Linked DNA regions of Homo sapiens: all the other regions are linked to region 1. Evidence: chromatin loops called from intact Hi-C (ENCODE). Cell type or tissue: transverse colon. All regions are shown on one strand. Each heading gives the region's core, and the rest is flanking DNA. Links, peaks and the distances in the headings are about the cores only.

Region 1 (9,882 bases), core at 994-8,993:
GCATATAAATTCCTATTTCTTGGTGTCCAGTGAGGCAATTTCTCTAATGGGAACCAGAAGCAGAGAGAGTAAGAAACATGCTGATGTGAGCAGGCACATTCGAGGTATAAGAAACTGTCAAGTGATTATTCACTTCTGTTGGCTGTGCAAAAACACAATGAGTTTAAACTGAACATTCTCACAGAGAACTTGTGAGTGCCCAAAATATGCCCAGAACTATAGTTTTAAACATCAGATGCCCTGGGCATTTCCATTGTTATTCTTGAGAGTGGAGGGGAATTCTGTCCTTTCCAGTTCCTTCAGTATGCTTAATTATTTCTCCCCTGAAAGTTCCTCCTATCCAAAACACTGATGACACCAAATGCTGGGAGGATGTGGAGCAACAGGAGGTCCCATTCACTGCTCATGAGAATGCAAAATGGTACGGCCACTGAGGAAGACAGTTTGATGGTTTCTTACAAAGCTAAACACACTCTTACCCTATGTTCTAGCAATCACACTCCTTGGTATAAGGAGATGAAAACTTATGTCCACACAAAAACCTGCACAAGGATATTTACAGCAGCTTCATTCATAATTGCCAAAACTTGGAAGCAGATGTCCTTCAGCAGGTAAGAGGGTACACAAATTGTGGTACATCTAGTGGATGAAATATTCAGCACTAAAAAGAAATGAGCTATCAAACCATGAAAAGAGATAGAGCAAACTTAAATGCCAATTGCTAAATGAAAGAATCCAATCTGAAAGAACTACATACTATATGATTCCAACTATAAGACATCTAGAAAAGGTAAAACTATGGAGTCATGTGATTGCCAGGGATTGGGGAGGAAGGGATGAATAAGTGGAGTACAGAAAATTTTTACGGCATTGAAAAATATCTGTATGATACTATCATGGTAGACACATATCATTTTACATTTGTTCAAACCCACAGAACATACAGCACCAAAAGTGAACCCTAAGGTAAACTATGGACTCTGGGTGATAATGATATATCAATATAGGTTCATCAACTGTAGAAAACACACCACTCTGGTAGGGGATGTTGGGCAGGTTACAGGGAATATGGGAATTCTCTGTTCCTTCATCTCTATTTTGTTGTGAACCTAAAATGTTCTAAAAAATAAATCTATTTAGGCCAGGCACGGTGGCTCACGCCTGTAATCCTAGCACTTTGGAGGCTGAGGCGGGCGGATCACTTGAGGTCAGGAGTTCAAGACCAGCCTGGCCAACATGGTGAAACCCCATCTCTACTAAAATACAAAATTTAGGCGGGCATGATGGCAGATGCCTGTAATCCCAGCTACTCGGGAGGCTGACACGGGAGAATTCGCTTGAACATGAAAGACGGCGGTTGCAGTGAGCCGAGATCGCGCCACTGCACTCCAGCCTGGGCGGCTGAGCGAGACTCTGTCTCAAAAAAGAAAAAAGAAATACATAAATCTATTTAAAAAAATGACTCTACTCTTAATTGGTAATTCAGGCATTTGGTGATACAGGGAAGCCAAGGTCCCTCCATGTCACCCGCGTGCCAGTACCTCCCACCAGACACCTGTGGCAGCTGAGACTGCTTGTGTATCAAGAAAACTTGAGCCCATGTCACAATCTTTCAAAAATATTCAAACAGCCTCCATCTTTGACAAATGCCCAAGGTTAATGTTGCAAAAAAGGATGAAATCCATAGAACACATTACTGGAAAAGTTTTCCAAAATCTGTCTTCCTTCCTCTAGAAGAGAAATTCACGCAGTGCATACAATATTGTGAAGATGAAAAAGCAGCATCACCCTAGACCATCTCTCCTTAGACTGCGTGTCCTTCCTTGCCAGTGCCGCTCCACTGGGTATATTTGTAGCCCTGACTCTGTCTTGGCTGAACATCAAAGATGCAATCTTGGTTCCCCCGCTTCCCCACAATGCTGTCCTCATCCAGTTTATCTTCAGAAACACCACTTTAAAAACAACAGAATTAATTCTCCTCAGATCCCTATTTCTCCTCACAAGGTGATCAGATTCCAGGTTTTTCCTTCGGCTTCTGGAAAGATCTCACCATATCCGGATTTTGCGCAGCCAACAGAAGTGTGAATAATCACTTGACAGTTTCTTATACCTCAAAAGTGCCTGCTCACATCAGCATGTTTCTTACTCTCTCTGCTTCTGGTTCCCATTAGAGAAATTGCCTCACTGGACACCAAGAAATAAGAGACTTATCTGCCCCCTTCCCCTTAAAGTTTAAACTCATAAACTAGATGGGAGAAATGTTCACATGTATGTTGTAATCCCTTTTAAACTTACTTCTAAGGGCACTTTTTTTTTCATTTGGGCTTAGAACTGATTAAACAAAACAATGTTCTGTCCAAACCTGCATTTTTCTTATTACTTTCTAATCATTTTACCACCAACATAAAGGCCTGTTCTTTTCCAACACTGGGCTCTTTAATCATTCCTGACAGGCCTCTGCTTTCTGCTTGGCCAGGCCCCAGCAAACACCGTTGGGCTCCACCGCCCTCGGCTGCTCTCCCTAAGTCCTCTCTGCCCGGTAACACAGCTCATTTAAAGAGCGAGTGGGAGCAAAGGGAAGGAAGGGGAAGGCCCATGCTCCTCGTGAAAGCTCCTCTTCCGTGTTCGGTGCAATGCAGCACTGGCAGCTGGATGCACACGTAGACCCCGTAAGTGCATAGGAAGCACGGGTGGGTTGTGGAGCCCCACCCTTCCCCACACAGCACTGTGATCAGAATAACTGCTCCCAAATTAAGGGAAAGGCTGGGAGTTTTCGAGTCCCATTAAACTTGATAGTCAAGCTACTTATTAAAATTAGCAATTAAACTTATACAATTTAATTTTCAAAGTGAAATCAAACATGGTCTCTTGTTTTAGGCCAAAATAATCCCAAAGGGGAAGCAGGGAAGACATGCCTATCCCACTTGTACAGAGGAAAGAAGGTGATCCAGGTCTTCTGGCATGTTCTCCTCTAAGGCATTGCCAAAAGTTATGTGGTTAGTAAACGTTATAATAATAGTCTCATGGGGTTGGTGATAATGTCAATAGTTAGTACAACCTTCCATGGCTTTAGGAAAATTTTGTCATAAGAACAAAGTGATACTGGGTGATGCTCTGACCAAAGAACAGGATTTGGAAGTGGGTGGGGGGGTATTCCAGGTGGGGGGAACCACCTGGCCAAAGGTGTGAAGGCGAGCCTAAGATGTGGGGTGAGCTTGTGGAGCAGAAGACAGGTGGGCTGAGGACAGGCTTCCAGGCCCAGGGGCATCTCACAAAGGGGCCTGGGGAGGCTGCCTCACTCCAAGCCTCACCCTTCTTTCTAAATAAAAACACTCAAGAGAAATAAGTGGGATGTCCACACCAAAGTTCCAAAGGCAGCCCAGGCCCGGTCACCAAGACTTCCCTCCCTGAGGACGGGTCTGCTTCTGAGGGAGTCCCTGTGTGTATCATTGCATCCACCTGAGGATGTGTGGTGAGGAAGGTGGACATGTGGACAGAGAGTGCAGTCCCCCTGCCTGGAGCCACAGAAGGTGAGACTGAAGAGGAAGGGAGAAGGAGCACCAGACGGGCCACCCACAGGCTCCATCCTGACCTTGCCACGGCGGGGTCCACACACCCCGAGAACCCCTCGGGCCACACCCCTGGGCCTCTCTGACTCCCACAAGCCTGTCTACAATCACTGATCCCCTCATGGTCACCGGTTCTGGAAAGAAAGTCTCAAGTGGCTTTGCCAATTTAGTGAAGCATCCGTTATCTGGTTCCTTCTCTGCAAATGAGTCTTGTGTCCAGAGCCTTTCTAACCACTTCCATCCCAAACTTCCCTCGGAGGAAAGGTGACCTGTGGCCAACTAAGAGCCCAGAGTGACGACAGCTGTCATCTGGATAACACCATGTGGCTGGCACTGTGCTTAGTGCTGGGTGCATATCCCATGCCCCAAACCTCACAAAACCCTGTGGGGAGAGAAGTGGTGTCCCCGTTTCAGAGATGGACATTTGAGACCCAAGATACTAAATGATCTGCCCAAAAAACACACTGGAGAGCCAGGATTACAACCCCAAGACGTCCTACAGAACCCCACCCCTTTATTCATGACAACTTTATGGAGGTGTGATTTATACATGACAAAGTGTTCCCATTCAAGGGCAAGACAAACGTACAGCCAGGTGGCCAGCACAACACAGAGCCCCACTTCCCCAGGGAATGAGAACAATGAGGAAATGCTAGCAAGGAGGGCATCTGCCCAGAGATGCCCGTAAATCACCAACTCTCACAGGACTTTAAAAGGACAATCTTGTTTGCAAAGCTGAATTTAGATTACCCTTCTCCTGACTATTAGTCACAAGGCTGACTCCAGCCCCAGTGCAGAAGGAGACGCAGCACAGAGCAACACATGATGGCAGGCAGGCCCGGCTGCCTCCAGAACGGGCATGACCAGGTGCTTTCCACGCTTGGCACACAGCTGAGCAAGGCCACAGTAACTCCAGGAAACTGGAAGAAGCCTCAGACACCCGATGCCACGTGGCCTGAGCATCTTCTTGGTCTTCACTCTGATACTGTTCTGATGAAGCAACAGCAGAGGCTGCTTTCCAAACAGAGAGGGCAGCGGAAATGGCAGCCCGCTTCAGCACGTGTGTCAGGACAAACAGCCGCCAAGAGCTGCCTGAGCCCACCAGGTGGCCTCTTCCTGTTCCGCTGACTCCGGCCTGACCTCTGTCCTCCAGAAACACATGGACCGGAAAGGGCCCCCAGGGGGTGCGGGGGATGGCAGAGCAGGAGTGTATCTTGGAGAAAATGCACAGGAACTCATGAGGCAAATAGGTGGCATTATCTGCTGGGAGCCTCTGCAAAGGGCGACTGCAGACACCAGGCCACAGCTGAGGCTGGGCAGTTGTGCAAATATTTGGGGAGCAGCAGACAGAGCAGGACCCAGCACTTATACCATGTGTGGGGCCCCAGGTCAATGTCCCCTGCTTGGCCTCTTTCCTCTTCTGTCAAAGGAGACTATGGAACCCTGTGTCCCTCCTGTGTGCTGCATGTGAACACCACCCTACCAGTCCCGGTGCCTTCAGGTGCACACATGGGGTAAAGAGGTATAGGCAGATACACCTGGGGAAAAAGGTCTGCTTAAGAGCTGAGCAGCAGGAGAGCTGGGAACTGGCACTGAGCAGGTGGGCAGGAGAGAACAGAGCCTCCTCCGTCCCCAAGGAGAAAGATGGGGAGGAGGGGGCAGCTGGGACCAAGTTCCTCAGAGTTCCCCACGCTCTGCCTGACACCTCAACCCTTAGACACACACACCAGGAATCTACACACAAGCACACACATATACACTCACACACAAACGTGTGCACACAACACATGCGCCACAATCCCCACATGCACTCACACGTACGCACACGTACACATACACCAGGAAACTGGTCGCAAACACACACACACAGGTGCACTGTGCATACACACACATACACATTACATATGCAACACATCTGCACACTCGAACACATACATCCACCAGGAAACTAGGAATATGAGACCCAAGTTTATTAAAGTATAAAATCTACATTTGACCTGTGAATGCAGGCTTGATAATTTAGTAAAACATTAATCGATAAGTACCTAGAGACCAAAAGAATGCCAGCCTGGAACCCACTAGATGCACTCACCAGTAAGATAAGTTTTAAAGCCTGCAAACTGACAGACAGCAAGTCAGCAGGGCTCCAGATAAGCCTCCCTCCAGTGCTGGGCAGGCCCCCAGATAAGCTCAGGATGCAGCGGGTCCCCCAGGGCCGCCAGGGGGTGGGGGGCAGGGCCCCAGCAGCCTCGCATCCAGAGGCCCAAGCGCAGAAGCAGAAGCAAACTGGACGCCGCAAGGGGCTGCAGGAAGGGCAGACGGCAGACGCAAGTCCTCCAGCTGCCTCCCGCACAAGATGGTCAATGACAGCGGCTGAGAGGCACAGCAGGCAGCCGACCCTGGCGCAGGCCCCCCCACGCAGGGAACGGTGGCGGCGCGGGGCAATCCTCCGGCTGCCTGGAGCAAGAGAGGCTGGCAGGGACACGAGGGCGCCGGGCCTGCACGTGGGACCCGCAGGAAACAAGAAATGAGGAAGGCACCGCGTGGCATCCAGAACATTCAAAAGCAGCCAAGGAGGCGGGAAAACGACAAGCTTCTGGAAGAGAGTGCTGACAGTGAACCAGGACAGGCCCCAGGAGAGGACTCCTCGCGGGGCACGTCGGTTCCATGGACTGGGGGCAGCTGGGCCGCCAAGGCCACTCCCACCTAGAGTCAGCACTTGTCACAAAACCACAGGCTTAAAAGTCCTTCAAATTGTCAGGACCATTAGACCCACTTCACACCTCAATTCTGTGCAAACAGAGGCATAGGTTCCAGCTTGAAGGGAAAAAAATAATAAGCCAAGAATGCACATCTGTTTTTAAGAAGGAAATCCATTATTAATTAAAAAGAGCAACTAGGAAGCAAAGTTCTGGGAACTGAAACACACATCGTTTAATCAGATACTGGACTATAAATCCCTTTTCTGGGCAGATTGTTTTTTAAGCTGAAGGGTTTTTAATGTGTACTACGAGGAAGCTGCACAAGGGGCCCCTCAGCTCAGCCAGACTGAATCCAGAGCCAGGAAGGTCGGGCAGAATCCCCCTCCACTCCACCATCCTTCAACTAGAGAAAAGAACTGTCTTGTAAAACTGTGTTACTTGACAGCCCAACTATATTCTTCTGAAATGCAAACTATACTATAAATAGGTATACTATGTTACATGGTATGTATAACACATAAATTATACAGCATATTTAGTATAAGTTAGACTATCTCCAACTGTACCCATGGGAAATGCAAATCTGCATGTCAGTAGTTTGTGAATGTTTCTGATACCTGTGGGATATCATGAAACACCAATAACTAGGAGGTAGTGATAGTTTACTAGTTGCCTCAAGTATAATCAAACCAACAGTGTCCTTCCTCACTGGCTTATCTTCCCACCCACTTAGAACTAAGATCTTTGTTTTCCAACAGGAGAAAAGGCTCACGTCATTTCAAATGTGGGCTCAGTACATTATCTGCCTTCTACAGGGGGTTAAAAATAAAAGTGCTCTGGGATGGGTGTGGTGGCTCATACCTGTAATCCCAGCACTTCGGGAGGCTAAGGCAGGCGGATCATCTGAGGTGAGGAGTTTGAGACCAGCCTGACCAACATGATGAAACCCCATCTCTACTAAAAATACAAAAATTAGCCAGGCATGGTGGCATGCGCTTGTAATCCCAGCTACTCAGGAAGCTGAGGCGGGAGAACTGCTTGAACCCAGGAGGTGGAGGTTGCAGCGAGCCATGATCTCACGAATGCACTCCAGCCTGGGACTCCATCTCAAAAAAAAAAAAGAGTGCTCTGAAAAAAAAAAAAGCAAAAAATAAAAAGGAGCTTTGTTTATTTTTCCATAGCTACTGTGTGAGGAAAAGTCAGTTGTACCTTTGCCAGGTGTAGGTGGGGGGGCCTACCCTCAATTCTGGAGCAGCAGGCCAACAGAGCCAGAGGCACTTGAAAAGAGGCCATTCGCACAGAATACCTCCCTCAATTCATTCAACCAGTCCCAACATTTAATCCACACAACGGTTAACATTCCTATTTTTCAGATGCAGAAACTGGGGCTCATGGAGATGAAATATTTAGTAACTCACAAGGGCTCCCCACCACAGATGACGGCCTGATTCATCTAAGTAGTCAACAAGTAAGAGATGCATACTCACACAACAAAGAAGAGGAAGGAGAAACAATTATTTTTAAAGGTTTTCTCAATTTTCCTTTAATTCTTTCTTCATAGTAGAAATATCTCATTTCTAAACCAAAGCTCAATTTCTATCCTCAGGTATCACAAAATGAAGTAAACTTCCCCTTCGCTGTCAGGGTCTTTTCCCTTCTTTCCCTCCAGGAAACCCAAATCCCAGGCCCTCCATCACCTCTCCACCAAGCCCACCCTGCTTGTACCTCTCACAGCCAGGGCCTTCCCACGCCTCAGGCCCCTACTGAAAACAGATCTCAAAAGCAGTTCCCGATGGGGAGCTGGGTGGTCGTGGCTGTGAGCCGCCTGAGACCTCCTGAACTGCCAAGGATCTCCGTTAACACCAAGGGCCCTCCTTGGGCGACCCTGCCCCCACCCCCAACAGACACCATGGGGCCCTCCCTGAGACATCCAGCATCAGTTGGAGAGCTCAGTCTCAACTGAAGCAACAAGAAAGGGACACTGTTAAGCTCACTGTAAGAAGAAACCGCTTCATCAGCATGGAGTTAATATGTAAACATTTTATCTGCACTGGCAAAACAAATGACTATTTAAAAACCATATCCTTAGGAATGGAAATCTGACACATGCTGCAACATGGATAAGCCTCGAAGGCATGCTAAGGGAACCGGGCCAGTCACAGAAGGACATAGACTGCATGTTCCACTTCTACAAGGTCCCTAGGGTGGTCAAATGCATAGAAACAGAAGGTAGAATCGGTGGCTGCCAGGGTCTGGGGGAGGAGATGGGGGAGGCATTATTTAATGGGTGCAGAGTTTCTGTCGGGGATGATGAAATGAGTTCTGTGGATGGCGGTGATGGTTGCAAAACAATATGAATGCATTTAATGCCACCAAACAATACTTATGATGGTAAATTCCATGATATGCATATTTTACTATGATAAAGAAAAAAATACATATACTTAAACAAAAGCAAATAAAAAAAATACATGTTCTCCCCTAAAGTATGAGTGCATGGAAAATTAAAACTGCCACATCCAGAGAGCAACAGGATTTTTTTTCTGTGCCCCTGACTGCAGTCGGCCCAGGAGGAACCCAGATAGATGCTGCATGGAGGGGTCTCAGATGCCCACACCCCAACCCGCTGGCTTCCCCTGCCCAAGAAAGTCTGGGAAGGGTGATCTGCTCCAGTTCTTCCCATCGGGCATCAACTCACTTCTACAACACAAGCCCCCAAAATAAATGGAAATGAGGCTGCTGGAGTGGTCTGTGGCCCCAAGAAGTCGATTCGTTGTGTCTTTTTTTTTTCTCCTCAAGTCAAAACTTAAGCCATTCCTACATCTCCAAATTCTTCCATGGAGTATTTTCAAGGCAGACACTTCTGGAACAAACAACCCCAACCTAAATATTTTCTGTAAAGGGAAGAACAAAGATTTTCTCCTAAACCAGCCCCTAAGTCAGCAAATGGGAAGTGGTTTCCCCACATTCTCAACATCCCCAAAGGGACAACTGCCCACCCCTTCCCGGTGAGCATTCGACAACTCTGTAGACAAAGAGGAACAAAAACAAACGCAATTGGCTTGAGACGGGGTTTACTAGGAGCTCATAAAAATACCTCAGACTGGGGTCGTGGAGAGAGTCCACGGCAATAAAATGCCCATACTTATTTTACGTATTTAAAGGGATATTGCTGCATTCTCAAAACAATATCCATTTAATTTCCAAAAATACAGTCAGTGAACAGCTGAAATATTTTTAAAGGAGAGTGGTTTTAGATATTCAAAGAAACATGTGAACCATCCCACAAGGTAGGAATCACTGCCCTGACAGGTCATCCTTTTTTTTGATTTTTTGTTTTTGTTTTTGTTTTTTTTTGGGGGGGGGGACAGAGTCTCGCTCTGCCGCATAGGCTGGAGTACAGTGGTAGGATCTCGGCTCACTGCAACCTCCACCTCCCAGGTTCAGGCAATTCTCCTGCCTCAGCCTCCCGAGTAGCTGGGATTACAGGCATGCACCACCACACCCGGGCCCAGGTCATCCTTTTTTAACCACAAAGCCAGATTTGGCACCAGGGATCATGGAAGGATCCCGGGGTGAGGAGGTTCCTCAGATCAGAAACTCAGAGCTCC
Region 2 (9,882 bases), core at 1,002-9,001, 62 kb before region 1:
ACCAGGGACAGTAGCCTCAGCGGTGCCCACAGTTCCAGCCACCCTTCCCTGTGGTCGGCCCCATGGATTTCAAATGCGCCTGGTCAGACCCAACAACCAAGTAAGTCGATTCCCTGTGACAAATCTTTTCATATATATCTCCTACGAGTTTTGTTTCTCTAGTTGGACCCTGACAGGTACACTCCTCAAATCACCCCAAAACAATGGAGAGAAACAGCAACTAGAAATACAACGTCCATCTTGGCAGAAATCGGGGCCTCCTATAGCCCCAAACCTCAGTGGAGGGGAAAGGAGGAAGAGAGATGCCAAGAGAAGACGCTGCAGTGCCAGACCTGAGCCCTGCCCAGGTCAGCACAGCCCTCCTGGGTAGGAGCCCACCAGCAAGTCAGGATGTGGTACACAAAAGCAGGTGAGGGGCTCAGAGTGGGCTCCCCTAAGCCCTGCAACACCCCCAAAGAGGGACAGGGAAGGTGGGCTGAGAGACAAAACACCCAGGTGTTCTCTGCCGAGTGGGCAAGAGGCATGGCATCAGGGTGGCTGCAGATGCGTCACCACGACACCAACCCACAGACATAAATGCTTGGGAGGGAGGAAGGACCCCCAAGGCTGCTCAGCTGCTTGTCCATCCAGCCTGCCGGATGCTCCCGACGCATCCACGCTGGGCTCCAGCGTCCTGCTCTGCACTTCTGCAACAGGTCCTCATCCTGCCACCCCCAGCTGGGTGTCCAAATGGCATGCCGAGTGCACTGTGCCTGTATCGTGACTCCCAGCTTTGCCCCAACCGCTACTGTCCCTTTCCCAGCAAATGGCGGCCATGTCCTTTCAGGCGCTCAAGTCAAATCTCTTGAGGTCACCCTCAACTGATTCCAAGACAAAGACAACTCCCAGTCCCACCACCAGCACCGCCACACGCCAGAGCCGTGCCCCCCAGGCCCCTGGAGTAGCTGAGCACTCCTTTCCATGCACATCCCTCAATGACCCCCTATCGAAGAGAAGCAGCCCATGGCCAGCGCACCCTGCAGACCTGCATGCCCGCCTCGAGCTGCCTGCACTCCTGCCAGCCTCCAACTGATCAGCTCTGCTCAGCCCCCGAGAGCTCCCTGGGGCCTCAACACGCAGAAGGAGCTGTCCTGGACATCTGCTGGAGCATCCCCTCTGCCCCACGCAGCCAAGAGCAGACCCGAGTCCTGCTGCAAGACTCAGCTTGAAGGGATATGGAGGGAGGGACGTCCCCTCACTGTGTCTGAAAACAGCTTTCCCCAGCCCAGTGTTCAGGGAAATCTGAGGCATATTCGAGCCATGGGATTTCTCTTTGTGTTCTCTCCCCCAGCCTCAAGCACCCACAGGCTGAGGTCAGGGATGGTTCCAGGGAGGACACTGCGTGGAGAGTGGGTAGGCCGTCCCCCTGGGCCTGCAGACTGTAAAGCTCATTCCGGCTTTTGTTCCAGCTGACAAATGGAAAGTAAAAACAGGTCTCGGGTTCCAAAGTACATGATCTCCATGGCAAAGGTCAGTAAATCTATCTTGTTACCCAGAGAAAAAGGCACAGCCTGGCTCAGGAAACAAGACCAGAAACTGTGGGCTACGGGAGCCCACTCAGGTCCTGGCTTTCCTGAGCATCGCTGGGTGGACTTGCCCAGAGCCCCAGCTGTGTTTCATCTCCTCCCTTCCCTGTGCCACAGATGCCCAGGACCACGTCCCCGCGTGCAAACCCACCATCCACAAGTCATTTGGCAGCTGCTAACTCAACACCAGCCCTGCTGGAGGACAACCATGTTTGTGGTTTATTTTTTAATGCAGACACAGAGCAAACATCAATCCTGAACTCAGCCTGGCATGAATTTTCCTTTATTTAACTCTAGCCATGGCAGAAGACATATTCTCTACACCTTATGCATGGAATAGCTGGGACAAAATACCCCACCAGTCCCGTCGTCAGCAGGGCTGCTCTGTGACAGCCATGAGAAGCAAAGGTCAGCGAGATTCATGCAGACACACAGCACTGAGAAAGGGACCCATCTATCAAAACACTTAAGATTCCAACATGAAAAACCTAAGTGGAGTCAAATTGTCAGGACCTTCTCCAAAGGTATGGATCCCAAATGAGAGCTCTTGCGATTTTAAAGCCGAGCAAAACTGTTGTCCTGAAACCAAGGAAGGTGTGGCCCATCTGCACACACACAGGTTTTACCTAAAAGTTCCAGTGAGCTTTTGACTCCTGCAGAGCTCAAGATAAACACAGCTCCAATAAAACCCGATAGCATGGGCTCTGTTCAAGTGAGACCACTTTACAACTTGACCAAGCACTCTGCCAGGAAATGATTGCTTTTCCAGTCCAGCACAGGAATGCACCCTGCCTTATGTCTCTGGGCACAAACGTCACTGTGGGTGGGTGGGCCAGGGATGAGGAGCCTGAGGCCAGGCATGTCTTACAACACATGGTGATGGAGCTGAAGATGCCTAAAGAGACCCCTGCAGACACAGCCCCTGCAGACACAGCCCCTGCAGTCTTCATGTGCTGCCCCCTTGTTGGAAGCCTCTCTCCACAACCTGCTGCCCCCTCACCTCCAAGGGTCCTGCACCAATCCAGCCAGTTCACAGCAGTGCCATTTGCTAATGGAAGCAAAGATGTGCCTCATGAAACAAACATGCTAGGCCACCCCAAAATAGCCTTGGCTCCTCTGTCTTAAAACACTTCCATTTCCGTGGCTTCTTTAAGGAGACATGTACAATTTCACCATGACGGTTGCACTGATTTATGGGCTCCATTGCTCTCTTCTCTGCACACACACTGCCCCCAGCCCTCATTCCATATACTGGAAAAGCAGAAGGAGCAAAAACAGCCTGTCAGAGCCACTGGGGGCTGCCCTGACATGCTCAGAGTTAAATGTAGATTGGAACTCTCTCCACGGCCCTGCTGCCCCATCCCTGATCCCCATCTCCTATGAGTGAAAATGTTCCCAGTAAGGCTACCGACTCATCGCAGTAAACTCAGGAGCCTGCAGCAACAGCAGTGAGCATCTTTCCATAAGACCTGTAAAATCATTAAAATGAACTAAATCTCTCCAGGAAGACCAGCAGGGGTGGGAGGGAAAAGCTACCACTACTTGCAGCTGCAGGAGGCGGAAGGGTGCACCTGTGGAGCTCAGGGGCTGACTGGTGGAGGCCAAGCCACCTGCCAGCCTGGGAAGGTCTCCCACAAAACCTTTCTCAAGAAGACACCACAAAAACACTCTCACGAGATGTCTCCTCCACATGTCCGCCTTTCACTTCTATAGTAATTGCTTAATTTCTGGGCGCTAGGACAACGCTTTTGTGATCGTCACTTCCCTACCTTTCTGTATAGCTTGAAAACAGCTTTCCCCAGCCGTGTTTGGTAAAATCCAAGGCACATGCAAGCAATGAGGTTTTACTTCCTGCATTCCCCCGCTAAACAACAGAGTTTGGTTTCACCTATTTTAAAAACACACAAAACTTTGCACATGGAATCCCACCATGCTTCTCTGTGGCCTCCTTCTTTCCTTTGTCATCTGGTGGTGGGATTCACCCACAGTGTAGCTTGTGGGTGAAGTTCATTTGTTTTTATTGTCGTATGGCACTTTGTCCTGGGAAGAGGTACCAATTATTAATCCAGTCTGGACCAGGCATCATGGTTCACGCCTGTAATCCCAGCACTTTGGGAGGCTGAGGCGGGCAGATCACTTGAGGTCAGGAGTTCGAAGCCAGCCTGGCCAACATGGTGAAACCCCCTTTCTACTAAAAATACAAAAATTAGCCAGTCGTAGTGGTGCGTGCCTGTAGTCCCAGCTACTTGGGAGGCTGAGGCAGGAGAATCGCTTGAACCCAGGAGGCAGAGACTGCAGTAAGCCAAGATCGCACCACTGCACTCCAGCCTGGAAGACAGAGTGAGATTCCATCTCAAAAAAAAAAAAAAACAGTCTGCAGCTGATGGATGTTCAGGAGCAGCAATGCTAAGAAAGCCCAGGTCTCCTCTGTCCTCTGGTGCGACAACGCAGCTAACTGCCTGCCCCTGCCCCACCCCCGGTCTGGGGGCTGTGCCAGCTGATGTCAGCTCTGAGGGTGGCAGGAGGAGCTGCGGCTCACAGGATCCTGCATTGGGGCGAGTTCTGGAACTTCTTGAAGCCTTGGTTTTTCCAGGCTGCCCAGTTATGAATGGCAGCTCGCTCCTCCACCTCTGCCGCCTGGGCAGTGGCCTCAGCCAGGTGCCAGGCAGGAACCCCTCAAATCACACAAGCCCTGTCCATTCAGTCTGTCTGCTATATTCCACTTACTAGCTGCAGATTTTTGTTTGCAGCTTTGGTCAATGGTATATACCATGTTTTTCTAGAGGAAAGAAATTACAGTAATTTAAGATTATTAGATTGGAAAATCATCACAAGAAAATAAAATAATTTTTCTTTAAAAAAACTGTATTCAAGGAAAACAACTTTAAAAGTTCACTCGAGATGTGTACATGGTAATAAATGGTTCCTTAGGAATTTCTGTTCTGCATTGCTTACTGTTTTTTTTTTTGTTGTTGTTGTTGTTTTTTGAGATGGAGTCTCACTCTGTCGCCCAAGCGAGTGCAGTGGCGCGATCTCAGCCACCACGCCCAGCTAGTTTTTTGTATTTTTAGTACAGACGGGGTTTCACCATGTTAGCCAGGATGGTCTTGATCTCCTGACCTCATGATCGGCCCGCCTCAGCCTCCCAAAGTGCTGGGATTACAGGCGTGAGCCACTGTGCCCAGCCTGCTTACTGGTCTTAAAACAAACAGCCATGTCATGAGATCACATCACATCCACTATAAAAAACCAAAACTTGTAACAATAAAAAAATCACCAAATATGACTGGCTGAAACTTAGCTGTTTAAGAAGGGAGGCGGGGAGAAGCCTTGCCATATTAAAACAATCCCCCTGCTCTTTGCACTTTATGAACACTACCCAAAGGTAAGCGATCTTAAGGGGCTTGGGGAAGAAGGCCAATCAATTAAAGGATCAGCAGTTATTCTCAAAGCCATCTCATAAATTTTTCATGTCCCAGTTGTCTCATTTTCAAGATGTTTAACGTGTTTTAAAAGGAGAAGACAAATTCCACTTGTGCATAAGAAAATTTCTTAATGTCCAGTGTTCTTAGATTGATCTACACACATTTGGCAAGTAGAAAAAAATATATAGTTTTAATCACTGTTGTAGGTTTTTTAATTTTAAGCTATAAGGTAGAAGTAAAAGAATAAGGAATGTAGGCTACAGCGCCACGTGTTCACACATTCTAAGTGGAACACATAAAAGAAAAAAAATCACCGAACCATACTTTTCTTTTCATTGTCGAACTGCCACTTTAAATATGTATTTTAGGAAAAACAGAAATTACCCATACTCCCCCTACCCTCACAAAACTAGTTTCATTTTTGCATGTTGACGTCTAGCTTTTACTGCCTTGTCTGGGAGTTTATTTAGGGATTTACAGTTTATTAGGCAGTTAAAATCTTTACCGTGTTCCTTAACCTGGGCATACCTTATGTGTGTAATTCTCCCTCTGGATCCTGAAAGATGTGTTCACTGCAACTTTAAGAAGGAAAAATCGCCCCTTTGAAATGCTCAACTTAGCCTATTAGCTTATAAAAGCAAATTAAACCAGGCACCACCAGGCCATTTCTGAACCAAGTGAGCCACTCAGACTATGGATTAACCTGAAGGCCCCGAGAGCTGGGACCAGGGCCAAGTGCGCACACAGTGTTGAGTGAAGGGCTGAGACGCCCTTCTGCATCTCCTGCAGCCCCTCCCCTCCTGGCACCTGAAACATTCCTGACTCACCAGTCATGCCACGCCTGGTCACAGCCGCTATCTTTTCTCTCCTTGGCATAAGCTATCTTTTGTATAGACAAGACACGAAAACACCCTGAGATCGGACTGCGGGGTTTCATTCCGAGTTAAGATCTCATCTTCAGAACCCTCTGCTTCTGATGTTACCACTGGGGAATGGGTCCCTCACCAGGCTCGCAGGCAGCCACCCCAGCATGGCTGTCTCGGCCCCTTGGGAATAGAGACCCCGAGCACCACGGCCGGCGCAGGAGACCCCGCTGCAGTCGGAAAATAGGATCTCTCCCGTTAGACCCTTTTTAAAAGAGTAAAGGCATTGTGTGTCCAAGCATTAACCATGACAGATGTTATGAGTTATCGTGAAACCCAGCATTCATAAAAGCAGTGCTCCATTCTGGAGTTTTAAATAAACGGGCACAAAGAACAAGAAAATCGTCTTTCGGCACACAGTAGAAGTCTGCTTCAGCAGAAACTAGAGAGAAGTTCCCGGTGGACTCTAAGGGAGAATTAGATAAATTTCAGTTTGGGAGAGAGGGAAATCTAACAACGGAATCCTGGGCAACGAGTCAAAAATGGCATTAAAATAAAGACACAAAAAGCACACACTACACAACATGCAAGGCCCTCCGCACTGGCTACGCGCAGGCACATAGCAACACAAGCGTGGGATGACAGCAGCTTAGGAAAGAATTCACCAATTAACAAGATGAAGGGGTTCTGGGGGGCAGCAGGAGGCTGGGTGTATTTCGTGTTTACCAAAACACCTCCTCCAATATCCTGGCCTGATTCCTGGTGCTGTCAGATCGGGGGTGTGTGTGTGTGTGTGTGTGTGTGTGTGTGTGTGTGTGTGTGTAAGTACAGGCATGTGTGCCTGTGTGTATATGTGTGGTGTATGAATGTGGGAGGGGTGTGTCTGTGTGTATATGGTGTATGTGTGTATGTATGTGGTGTGTGTTGTGAGTGTGGGTCTGTGGGGTGTGTGTGTATGTGTGGTGTGGGGTGTCTATGTGTGTGTGTATATGTGAGGTGTATACGCGTGAGGATATGTGTGCACATGCTGTGGGTATGTGTGGTGCGTGTATGTTGTGGGGAGGTATATGAGTGTGGTGTGTCTGGTATATGAATGTGAGGGAGTGTGTTTGTGTGTTTCTTTGAGTTTGTCTATGGAAGTATGTGGTATATATTGTGTGTGTGGTGTGAGAGGTATATATGTGGGGATACATGTTTGTGCATATGGTGTGGGTGTGTGTGTGTTGTATGTGGTGTGTGTGTGCTGTATGTGTGGTGTGTGTGGTATGTGAGTGTGGCGTGCATACATGTGTGTCTGCCTCTCTACTGGGTGATGTGTCCCGGGGGAGCCTCGGGAGCCAGAAGTCGGTTTTCTCCACCGACACTCCTGAGGGTGATCTGTTTAATACAATTCCCCTTCTCAACCACCTTTTACTTGGGGACACCCCACCAAAAGTGCACCCCTTTCTTTTCATAAATGTGTTTCTTTCCATCACTCACAAAAGGCTCTGGTGATGAAACATCCCCACCTGCGTTGCCCACAGCGCTGTATCACCCCACACTGTACTGGCCCCCGTTCCCTGGACTGCCCAGCATTTCTCAGGGAGAGCCTCACCCTGCCCGGGAAATGCCCACTTCATCTGGCAGAGCAGAGAGTACCTGGCTGCTTAAGGGGCACTCCCGAGGCCCCGCTGTCCTGGGAGGCACATTGGGAGTGGGTAGTAGAGGAATCAGAGCGGAGGGACCCGGGAGAGCAAGGACCAGCAGCTGCACAGGAACACACGTGTGACATTAAAATGCCACAACGGCCCGGGATAACGTTACCCGTTTCTCTTTCTCTTTCTAACCTTCTCTTCTTATGAATGAGGAAACCTGTAGTTCTGCAGTGCACTGAAAACCCAGAGCCTTCCAGTGACAGACCCCAGACAAGAACAAACACTTCCAAAGGCACCCTCCAGACGGGCCCACCATACCCAATTGCTTCAAGGAGGCCTCTGTTCATTAAAATAAACCCACATCACTGAGACAGGAGAGATGTCTGACGTTTTCTTTCCAGTTTTGATGCCAGCTCCCCTCTTTCAGGCCTGGGGCCACATGCAGCGAGGCTGGATCCCCAGCTGGGGGCCTTCCTCCTGAGCTGGCCATGCTCCCTGGCCCTACAACAGCACCGCCCATACTTTCTCAGTCAGTATCTGCCCAGCGCACAGGGAATGAGGAGAGACAAACACACCAACAACCAAGACAGGTGAGGCGGTGATGGCCAGAACCAAATGCCAGCCTGGGTGACTCTCTCAACTGTCTCCCAGGCAGGCCTGGAGCATCCAAATCCCCTCTGCGTGTCCAAATGAGATAGCGGCAGCCCCTTGTTCCTACGCAAGGACCTGAGATCCACACCCCATGCTCCAGCTCTGTTTCATTCTCTAGCCATTTCATTGCATGCATTTGTTGTATCCTATACATGTGAGACCATTATAGATGTGTGGTCATGGGCTGTATGCATTAATGGCATGATTTGCAAGACTGTGTCCAACTACCAAAGACAAGCTGAAACAGCTCCTTATATGTAATACAGCAGAGCTTGTGCACCCACAGCCAAATCATAGACTGAAACAGGCATCACGTGGGTCCAGTCTCATTCCCCGGCCATTGGCCCATCAGTTGACCGCCCTTGAGCTCACGTATGCTCCTTTTATCCTCATTTTACAAAGCAAAACAAAGCACAGAATACAGAGGGATCTGCACGGATGACCTGGAACTTTGTGGGTGTTCACTCCCAGAGTGATGGAAGTGATTAACACATTAATAAATACATGAGTCCACGGAAAACTCAACATTTTCTAGAGTTTGACCAGGAGCTTTTTAAAACTCACAGCAGTCCCTCTTCTAAGCTGCCACACCAACACTTTAAATGCTCCTCTACCAATTCATAAATTCTCTTAGGTCTCGGAATGTGGCTTCTGCCTGAATGCCCATGAGACTGCCCCTAAAGTCACAGCCAAAGCTGCAGTCCCTGACACAGACTGGCAAAGGCCGGAAGCTCTTCAAAGTATTAATTTTAAAAGATTATTTTTATTGGTTTAAGGTGATAATGTTTTAAATCTAACCATCAGGTGGTTTGCAAATGGGTGAGGTCTGTGAAAAAGTCTGTAAATGTGTATTTCCATGCAAAAGCTGGTGCTCAGCAGTACAGCCCGGTGGGCTCCTGAGCAGCCTCCCTCGTCCCTCTGCCCTCCACACGTCTGCATGACCTCTCCTGGGAGCAAGCTTTGGCAGGGGACTCCTTCAATCTTCAGTGCCCTCGGATGCCAGCCTGGTGGGGTTTGCACCAGACCTCCCTGCCATCCCCACTGGGTTTCCTCTTCTTAGACTGTTTCTTATATTAATGGCACCTCAACTGCCAGCAGCCTATGCATTTCCTCCACATTCTGTGCATGGCCCTGGCAGCCACCATGAGAGTCATCTCTGTCTGCATTTTCCAAAGAAAAGACAGAATGCCTTACCCAAGGCCAAGCAATGAAGTCAGGGCGGGGAAGGATGTGGACCTCTGATGGACTCACCCTGCCAGCCCCACCCACCAGCCTCACCAGGCCAGGCTTCCAGTAACAGGACTTGGATCCATACTGCCCCTGTGCAGACCCATGCCTGCAAAGCAAGTGCAGAATAAAGAAGAGAGAGAAAGAGAAGTAAGGAAAGAAAGGAGAGAAAAAGCATAAAGAGGAGAGATGGTCAAAAGCAAGTATCTTCAAGAAATGGACAGCAGGTGAAGGAAGGAGTTATTTTCCTCATCCCCTAATTACTCGAGCATACTCCTGATCCCCAAGTGTCACAAACATCTACTGTCCTGATTACTATTACTGCTGTCAAGATTAGGAACAGCCAACACATGTATGCCAGGTGCCATGCATGTGTTATCTCCTTTAATCCTCACAATGACCCCATCATTATCCCGATTATCAGCTGAGGAAACTGAGGCACCAAGAATGCAAGTCAATAGCACAGGCACAAGAACCCAAATGCTGGCCCTTGGGGGCCGTGTCCTCACCCCGTGCG
Region 3 (9,882 bases), core at 1,229-9,228, 120 kb before region 1:
ATCATATAATATGCAGTATTCTAAACAAGCATCAATTTTATAATTATACTTTTCAAAATGCATGCCCTGTAGTAGCAAAAAGAAAAAAAAAGAAGAAAGCATGCTGTACCACGGGATTAGTAAACAAGGCCATTAATTTGGCTCACTCAGACCACTTCCCAGACTCGGGGGGTCTGTCTCCACAAGGAGAAGGGGATGTGGAAAACATACATGAGGCCGCAGAGATGACTGAAGTATGAAAGGGAGGAACTACCCCAAAATGCCAGAGCTACTAGGATTGCTGCTCCCAAGGTGGGGCAATTTAGGAGCAGCCAGGCTGGCCTGGTAAGGAGACCTGCACATGCCCTCACTCCTGCTGCACACAAGCTGGGAGGAATGGCTGGTGACTCGCAGGATCAGGGAACACTTTCAACTTGGCCAGTTTAGGGGCCACCACAACGGATGTTGCAATGGGTACACATACTGAGCACGTGCTTCTGCACCTAATGGGCTATCATCGTTCCTGACCGAATGACTTTGTGACAACCTCACAACACCACAACTTGCCTTGGTGGTGACTGCCAACCCGATATGGCTGGTGAATGATCACGGTCGTGCGCCCTGCAACATCTCCTCGGTGCCTGTCCTGAGTCATTCTTTACATAAAGGCCTTTTCGGTTTTCACCTGGTGCAGGCACCCTTGCACCCCAGCTAGATGATGAGCTCACCAGGCAAGGTCCCTGTCCTCGTTAGTTGCCTGGATTTAGCTGGAGGAGCAAGAGAAGAGGCCACGTGGCCTTCTGGACCATCAGAAAAGAGATTCTGAGAGGAGATTCATCTGTCCTGACTCTTCAGGACTTCAATATATTTTTCTCCTGAATATGAGGACACTACTCTAGCCAAACCCACACGTCCTCCGTTTGGGTAAAATGCTCTTAAGTGTGCCCTACATGACCATCAAGAATGTCATCCGTATGACAGGCACAGTGCCCTGACTTTTCTCCGCTGGACCTGGGTCATTTTCACTGTAAAAACATCACAGAGTGGCGAGGTGAAGCCAGAGGGAAACTCAACCCTTGGGTAGATGAGTAGGGGAGTAGTGATTTATAAGCTTCTTTTAGTTTTTTGATACTTTTTAAAGAGAGGAAAACATTTAATATGAAACAAAAATTTAAGTGTGGCTGGTATAATGAAATGACACATTCAATATCTAGTTTTATCCATGTCAAAAACACACATGACACTCTAGAAGCAAAGACTAAATATAATGTGGTATCCTGGTCAGGACCCTGGAACAGAAAAGGGATATTAGGTAAAAACTAAGGGAAAATGAATAGTGTGAACGTTAGTCAAGAATAATGCACCCGTATTATGGGGCAAATGTACCATGCCAAGGTAAGGTGTTAACAATAGGGGAAACTGGGTGTGGGGTGTGTGGGGGCTCTATGTACTGTCATCACAACTTTTCTATAAATCTAAAACTAAAGTAAAAAGCTTACTGAAGAACAATTACACATTTCCATCACCTTGTTCAATCCCTTAAAACCAAGGCTCACAAGTAGAACTGCATAAAACATTCTACCTCCAAACACTTATACTTTTCTTTTTTTTTTTTTTTTTTCGAGACAGAGTTTCGCTCTTGTTGCCCAGGCTGGAGTGCAGTGGTGGGATCTCAGCTCACTGCAACCTCTGCCTCCCGGGTCCAAGCGATTCTCCTGCCTCCGCCTCCCAAGTAGCTAGGACTGCAGGTGCCCACCACCACGCCCGGCTAATTTTTGTATTTTTAGTAGAGGTAGTGTTTCACCATGTTGGCCAGGCTGGTCTCGAACTCCTGACCTTAAATGATCCACCCACCTCAGCCTCCCAAAGTGCTAGGATTACAGGCATGAGCCACCGTGCCACCGTGCCTGGCCAATACTTTACATTCTTAATGATGCAATCCCTGGTAAATGGCCTCAAAGCCAAGTATGCACCCTAACCCTATGAACAGAATCTGACACAGATTCACTGGATTTAATATGTTATTCAATGATTTATACAGCATGCTGGCAAATATTTAGAAATTAAAACATTTTGGAAAATGTTGGATTTTTCAGCTGAGTCCTACAGGAATTGTCATTGGCATGGAGACATCAGCTCTTAAGCAGGAATTTGTAGCATATTCTTGGAAGCACTTTATGAATGTCTTGTATATTCCAGGCTGAACCAATTGGTGTCTACAGAATGGCCAAAGTGAAAGGGTTCACTGTTGATAGGGATGATGCCCGGTTGCTGTTAAGAGAGTCACATCAGGCCTGCAATAGCTGGAGGTGCAGATTCTGAAGAATTAGAAATTATATAACCAGGCCAGGCACAGTGGCTCACGCCTGTAATCCCATCACTTTGGGAGGCCAAGGCGGGTGGATCACGAGACCATCCTGGCTAACACAGTGAAACCCCGTCTCTACTAAAAATACAAAAAATTAGCCGGGCATGGTGGCAGGAGCCTGTAGTCCCAGCTACTCGGGAGGCTGAGGCAGGAGAATGGCGTGAAGCTGGGAGGCGGAGCTTGCAGTGAGCCGAGATCACGCCACACTACTCCAGCCTAGGCGACAGAGCAAGACTCCGTCTAAAAAAAAAATGAAAGAAAGAAAGAAAGAAATTATATAACCATCAAACAAAACTCTTCTGAAAACCTTCTTTCAACACAGACCTCTGATGTGACATCTTGATTTATGGCATCAACAAGATAAGATTAATTGGGCTGGCGTGGTGGCTCATGCCTGTAATCCCAGCACTTTGGGAGGTCGAGGCCTCGGGTGGATCACCTGAGGTCAGGAGTTTGAGACCAGCCTGGCCAACGTGGTGAAATCCCATCTGTACTAAAAATACAAAAATTAGCCAGGCGTGGTGGCAGGTGCCTGTAATCCCAGCTACTTGGGAGGCTGAGGCAGGAGAATCACTTGAATCTGGGAGGTGGAGGTTGCAGTGAGACAAGATGGTGCCATTGCACTCCAGCCTGGGTGACAGAGCAAGACTCCATCTCAAAAAAAAGATAAATTTATATCTGCAAAGTAGCAAGCACGTCTGTTCTGATTCCAAGGCTCTACCTCTAGTATCACAATCATTCTCTCATTAACAGCAGTCACACCATTAAGCAAGCATTTATTAATGAAGTTTCACCTATGCCCTTGGATTTGAGTCCATGGTGCTATTCTGGTTTTGATTTGCGTTTCTTTTAAACATGCTTTGTTATTCAGACTGTTCATCCATTCATCTCTTCACCTGTTGATCTGAATCGGTATGCTTACTGTGATGCAATTAGATGCAGTCTTCAGGATGTTCAGACAACTTCAAAGCAGCCTCTTTTTAATTAGTAAGGGTATTTTATTCACCAGAGCTTGGCATTCTTGGATTTGGTTGTCCTCATGTGAAGGTATAATTTGCAGGATGTGTTTAAGAACAGAAGTCACGGCAGGGAAAAAGCACAGCCTGAGAAAGTGACGGTGCTGCAAACCAGACACCCCCTGAATGAATGGCAAGGACAGATTTCACAATGAGCTACGCTGCGAGCAAGCTCTGTGCACCCACTGTCCCACTTGCACGTGCAAATGTCACTCATGTGTTCCACAACAACTACTCAGCTCGGCAACACGTCAGATCGAAAACACCCATGATGCTAGAAAGGCAACAGTTAAGGAAGAAAAGTTAAAAATTGGGAAGGAGCAGCGTATAAAGTCCCGAAAGGGTAAGGCCATTATTAGTCTGGGACCTGGGTCAGGAGAAGTATGTCAATAGCAAAGAGCCTTGAGACTGTTTCGGGGAATGCTCTTACTAAGACACTGCACCCTGTGTTTCAATTGCAGCTAGAAAACCAAACAGCATTCCAGGTGGGCTGCCAGTACCTAATTGGTAGTGGTCTTAACAGTCTGTAATTTTTTATTTTCATTATTTCTAACTTTGAGTTGAGTAAATACTAGCCTCTGTTCTTATATTCCTTCAAGGGCTGGCTTAACTCTACTTTGGAAATAGGGAGTTAAAACTCATCAACTTGAAAATGGAGTAACCGTTTCACCAATTTGAACTTTGCTGTGATTCCACTTCTAAAGCAAACGTATTAAACCTCCAAGTGAGTCAATGTACCAGCCCAACTCCCTTCAATATTGCCTTCATAAAGCTCTTTCTACTTTCTGTCTCTGACAGCCCCCAGAGCCCCCAACAAAAGCCCACTGTCAGGGGCCAAAGGAATATTTAGGTGAAGGGGGAGAGAGGCCACTCAGGCAGCTGAATTGAGGCCTTTCACAGACCTTCTCTCTTCCCAGCATCCACAGCCCTGGCAGCGGTGAGCCTGGCCGGGCTGGGAGGCCAAATGCCGCACCTCCACCCCCACCAGATACAGTGAGAAGGTGAGGTCCCCTCCCTGTGACAGGGAGCTGAGGCTTGCTTTCTCTTAAGTGGCTGCTTGTTTCTGCACCAAAACCAGCAGAAAAGGAGCAAACAGAAATGCTAAGTAAAGGCTCCAGGTTTATTGTATCTTTTCATCTAGTTTCAAGGAAGTAGCTCTTGAATATTAGTTACTCCCATGCATACAAAAGGTTACTTTGTCACCTTGAATCTCTGGAAAGTTTTTAATTAAAGGGAGGGATGTAAAAAAGAAAAAAAAAACACCCTGATTAGAAAAGAAACTGCATTATCCTTTGGCAGCAAAAGCAGATGTCTTCCATTTGCTTAAGGCTTTTCAGGGGTGTCCAATCTTTTGGCTTCCCTGGGCCACACTGGAAGAAGAATAATTGTCTTGGGCCACACGTAAAATATACTAACACTAACGATAGCTGATAGCAAAAAAAAAAAAAAAAAAAAAACCCTCATAATGTTTTAAGAAAGAAGTTGTGTTGGGCTGCATTCAAAGCCGTCCTGGGCTGCATGTGCCACGGGTTAGACAAGCTTGCTTTAAGTTAAGGCCAGGTCTGGAGCAGGCTCCACCTCCATCAACCAGGAATCCAGGTCCCAGGCCATGTAGCCAGAGGCTAACCCAGAGGGGGTTCAAAAGCAGAAGATTCTCTGGTAGCCAGAATTTGCTTCAGAGTCTTGGAATCAAACAGGGGTAAATGTCTGCTATGATCACAGGAAGTAGCAGTGATTCTTTTTAAGGCAGCTTCTGTGTTGGTTTCCTAAGGCAGCCACAACAAAGCCGCACAGATGGGGCAGCCTAAACAATGGAAACGCCTTGTCTCAGTTCAGGAGGCTGGAAGGCCAGGATCAAGGTGTCAGTAGGGCAGGTTCCTTCTGCGGCTGGGAGAGAGGATCTGCTGCAGGTCACTCCTTGCTGGCAGACCATGGCTTCTCCTTCCATCTCCTCATTGTCCCTCCATGCACACCGTCTTTCCGTCCAAATCTCTCTTCCTACAGGTCACCAGTCCCATAGGATGAGAGCCCTGATGACCTCCTTTTACCTTAATTACCTGTGTAAAAACCCGATCTCCAAATAAGGGCACATTCTGAGACACAGAGGACTAGGACTCCTGTGTTTCTATTTTCAGGGACACAATTCAACCCATAAGGGAAAGCATTATTTGTCTTCAAAACTTAGTGCTGACTTGAGAATGACACACACAATGGCAAGGCTCAGCCTCACAGTGAGTGCCTCGCTGAGAAGGGATGGATAGGCTCTCTGGGCTAAGTACAGGTGTGCTGGGACTGCTCGCATGCCCAGGAACTGCCAACTTGTTAGTGACTCTAGTGCCCCAAACCCCTCCCTTCTGAGGCCAACTCTCACTTATATGGAAGCCACCTCCAACCCTCACAGCCATCTGCTGAGACCGGCAGTCCTCCCACTTCACCCCTCCAGGGTTTCAGCTGCAGCTGCAGCCCCGCCCTAGGCCTAGTCTTGTGCCCAAATGAGCTTTTCAGCTCTTACCTCCTTGGCTGACATTTCTTTTTCTCATAATATTTACACCAATGCCACTCCACGGCTCTGCGAGCCTGGAGGGCACACCAGGGATGGAGGTGGAGTTGGCCTTCTGCAGCCTGACTGCTGTGGGTAACGACCCTATTCAGCATTCACACAGCCCCCATTCCACGCACATCGTGCTCACAACCTCCCCACTCCACTGCCCACGTCTGGATCTTTTCCTGCCTCCACCCGCTTGTAAGTCTGTCCTCCTCCCCAGTCCTCTGAATGGAAAAGCTTTCCCTCTCTTTCCATCCTGACTCCTTGAGGGCTTGCTTTAAATAACACCAGAACACCTACAACTCCCAAACCACCTGTCCAGGCCAGACCGCTCCCCTGAAAGCCAACTCAGAAATCCCGCCACCTGCTCACACCTCCACTTGCATGTCCAGGAGACACCATGCTTGACCTGTCCACACCACAGCCCGGCCTCCCGTTACACACCTGTGCCCTGCGGAGCTGCCCAGCTGCAACAGTGCTGATTCCACCCTGCTCCCAGCTAAGGCCACAAGGCTGGAGTTCGTCTTGACTCCTTTCCTCTCAAATCCCACACCCAATCCATCACGAAATGCTGTTTGCTCTATCTGCAGAATGTATCAGGACCTGCCCTGCTAACATGCTGTGGGCGACTGCAGCACCCCCTGGCCCCCACCTGCTCTCCATGCAGCAGCCACAGGAAGCCTCTCAAAGGGGCTTCAAATCCTGTCACCTACAAAACATGGGTGAAGTTCAGATGCATCAGGTGGGGTGCAGGAAGCCAGATACAAAGATGCGTGCTGTGCAGTTCCACTCACACTAAGTTCAAAGGCAGGCAGACGTCATCCGTGGTGATGGCAGTCAGAACACAGTTGGCTTCAATGCCTGGGTGGGAGCAGGTTGCTGGGAGTTGCTGGTGTGGCTGCTGTTAGTGGGTGTATATACCACGTTAACATTCATCAAACTATACACTGGCAATTTATGTACTTTTGTAGACGTAAATTACATTTACAAAGTTTACCGAATTTTTAAAAATCTTTCTCATACAACACTACATCCTTGAGCAAGGCCCTCCCTGGCCCTACTCAAAATGTCAAATACTTCCCTCCACATGTACACACAAAGTCCTAACCTAACCACTCCCAACTTGCTTTTCTGTTTAACTTTTCCCTTAATGTCTTCCATGAGGTAACTGGCTGTTTATTTTTCTGTCTCGCCTTCATGGGGCCAGGAGATTCTATCTGTGTGCTCACTGCCAGCCCCAGCACCTGAAGAGCAGCATGCAAGTTGCTCATTAGGTGGATGAATGAATGAATGAATGAATGCTCCTGTACTCAGTACTTTCCAGCATCTTCCCACTTGCTCAGAGGAAAAGCTAGCTCCCTTCACTAGCCCTACACACATGGACATGGGTACACACACGTATACACACACACACACAGAGTTTGCTCCTGGGGTGGCCTCCACTCCTCATCTCTCCCTCCCTTAGCTCCAATTCCAGCTGCTCCCCTGCAGTTTGCATTTATTCTTTCCTCTGCCTGGAAAATGCTTCCCCATATGTGCATGTGGTTCGACGCCTCACTTGTTTCAGGGTCCCTGTGCATATGGTTCACCCCTCACGTTGTTTCAGGCCCCTGTTTCAATGTGAGTTCCTACACAAGGCCTCCCCTGGACAACCTGAAGCCTACTTAGCCCTACTCTCAGACTGCTGTCTTCCTTGCTGTATTTCTTTCCAGAGCACTGTGTGTGCACACATGCATCTGGTTCACCATCTGTCTTTGCATCAGAATGAAACTCCAGAGTCTAGGTGATGGTGGTCTGTCCCACCCCTGGAATAGAGCCCAAGATGCACTAGGCACTCGAAAAATATCTGATGAGTAAACAAATACTTTGGTGACCACCATCATGTTCATTTTGCACGAGGAGTCTCTGAGTTTTGGCTCACTGTCTGAAGGCTGGGGCCAGGACTCATATCTGCTCCAGATGTGGGGTGGTGCCTGCTACACCAGAGGCCAATGACAGTGTCACAGTTCAGAGCCCCTGCGACACGGCTCTGTGGCCCTTGAGATCTGCTGCAGGGCATGGGCTCCTGTTCCTCCACAACACTGGAGAGCACTGACCTGCTCCACTGGCTTTGAACCTGAAATGCCCCGAAATTCTCCAGGAACTGTGGCAGGCCCAAGGTTCCACAATCTCTCTGACAACATCCCCTTTTACATGTGCATATATATCTTTACAACTCCAAAGAAACTCCCATAACTTTAAAACTCTACCATACACTACTCAACCATAGAAAGAGCCAACTGATACAACATACACACGACAGAAGTGTCTCCAATACATTTCACTAAGTGAAAGAAGCCAGACTCAAAAGGCAATATAGCTGGCACCCGTGGCTCATGCCTATAACCCCAGCACTTAGGGAGGACCACTTGAGCCTAGGAGTTCAAGACTAGCCTGGGTAACATACGGAAACCCTGTTTCTACCAAAAAAAAAAAAAAAAAAAAAAGCCAGGTATGGTGGTGTGCATTTGTGAACCCTGACACTCCACAGACTGAGGTGAGAAGATCGCTTGAGCCTGGGAGGTTGAGGCAGCAGTGAGCCATGATCATGCCACTGCACTCCAGTCTGGGCAACAGAGCAAGACTCTGTCAATCAATCAATCAATCAATCAATCAATAAGTAAATAAATAAATAAATAAATAAATAAATGGGCAATATACTAGAGAATCCACTTCCAGAGTGGCAGAGTGATATCTAGGATGAACTTGCTCTCTGCTGACACCAACAAAAATATGAGGTGAAAATTGTCTGTTCAAGGGAACCTGCTGAACCTTGATAAGAAGGTGGGTCTGTGACCAGTTAACCTGGGCTACTCCCACTGCCCCTCCCTCCCCAGCTCAATGGTGAAGTAGCCAAGGCCACCAACCTCGCAAACAGTGAGAGACTCCACTTGTGGAGCTCTGTGAAAAGTACTGGCCCCATAACAGAGTCAACATTTTGTCTGGACTTGCAGCACTCTGGGAAATCTCTAGATTCGCCTCAGAACTCAGCTGGGGGCGGAGGGGTAGGGAAGGTGGCAGATGGCAGATACCCCTGGGGCATTATGAAAACAACAGCAAACTGCTGGCAACCTCAGCTGCCTAGAGCTGACTATAACTGCAGTCAACATGAGCCTGACCCTGAATTTAAAATGAAATCCTAAAGAATTAGAGGAGCTACGGAACTTCAAAAGCTCTGACACACTCCCGGGGAAGGGAAGAGGTTGTATGCATGCTCAGAAAAGACCTGGGACAGGAGAGGACACCACAGTCACTCCTCTCTGGGTGACAATGAGACCCTGTGCAATCCGGAAATGAAAGCTGAAGCCGTCTTTACAAACTCCCTGAAGCTGGACAGCATGTCATCTCCGTCTCATACAGATCTTTGATGAAAGGTGTCAGAAACACAGGCAAGGCATGTATGGAAAGGAAATGTGAACAGTGACTGGCTAATTATATACAATTATACTGGCTCAGATGTGACCCCACAGAATCCAGGGTTTAAAAATAAAAAGAGGCTGGGTGTGGTGGCTCACGCCTGTAATCCCAGCACTTTGGGAGGCTGAGGTGGGTGGATCACTTGAGGTCAGGAGTTCAAGACCAGCCTGCATAATATGCTGAAACCCCATCTCTACCAAAAATACAAAAATTAGCCATGAGTGGTGGTGGGTGCCTGTAATCCCAGCTACTCAGGAGGCTGAGGCAGGAGAATCACTTGAACCCTGGAGGCTGCAGTGAGCAGAGATCAGGCCACTGCACTTCAGCCTGGGAGACGGAACAAGACTCTGTCTCAAAATAAATAAATAAATAAAATCTTTCTTTTTATTTATTTATTTAAAAATTAGCAGATAACTCAGTGGTCACACATTACAGGAAATACATAAACCAGAGAACTAGTCAAGGAAAGCTGCTAAACTAACAGTAACGAGGCAAACACCATCAACCATCAAATAAAA

The links. Hi-C counts contacts between places; a loop is a spot of excess contacts. Peaks named below come from ENCODE experiments on the same cell type or tissue, not always from the same donor. Only the 100,000 strongest peaks of a DNase experiment are listed, where the experiment ranks them.
Region 2: it touches region 1 in a loop (3.0-fold over the local background); 3 of 110 quality-filtered maps call a loop at or near these places.
Region 3: it touches region 1 in a loop (4-fold over the local background); 12 of 110 quality-filtered maps call a loop at or near these places.

Annotation. Positions count from the first base shown.
Region 1 is chr9:91,894,424-91,904,305 of GRCh38, forward strand. The region is part of intron 1 of ROR2 (receptor tyrosine kinase like orphan receptor 2); the gene reads right to left. Among named protein-coding and RNA genes, the nearest start is that of ROR2, 51 kb to the right of the region's middle. RefSeq lists enhancers at 101-683, 4,049-4,663, 4,524-4,818, 4,664-5,277. In transverse colon, for the core only: no CTCF peak of the experiment used is centred there; DNase peaks (open chromatin) are centred at 2,528, 4,258 and 6,098; H3K27ac peaks cover 7,952 bases.
Region 2 is chr9:91,832,620-91,842,501 of GRCh38, forward strand. All of the region lies in intron 1 of ROR2 (receptor tyrosine kinase like orphan receptor 2), which reads right to left. Among named protein-coding and RNA genes, the nearest start is that of ROR2, 110 kb to the right of the region's middle. In transverse colon, for the core only: no CTCF peak of the experiment used is centred there; a DNase peak (open chromatin) is centred at 5,732; H3K4me3 peaks cover 732 bases; H3K27ac peaks cover 6,857 bases.
Region 3 is chr9:91,777,787-91,787,668 of GRCh38, forward strand. The region is part of intron 1 of ROR2 (receptor tyrosine kinase like orphan receptor 2); the gene reads right to left. Among named protein-coding and RNA genes, the nearest start is that of MIR3910-2, 150 kb to the left of the region's middle. RefSeq lists an enhancer at 4,359-4,858. In transverse colon, for the core only: no CTCF peak of the experiment used is centred there; no DNase peak of the experiment used is centred there; H3K27ac peaks cover 1,853 bases.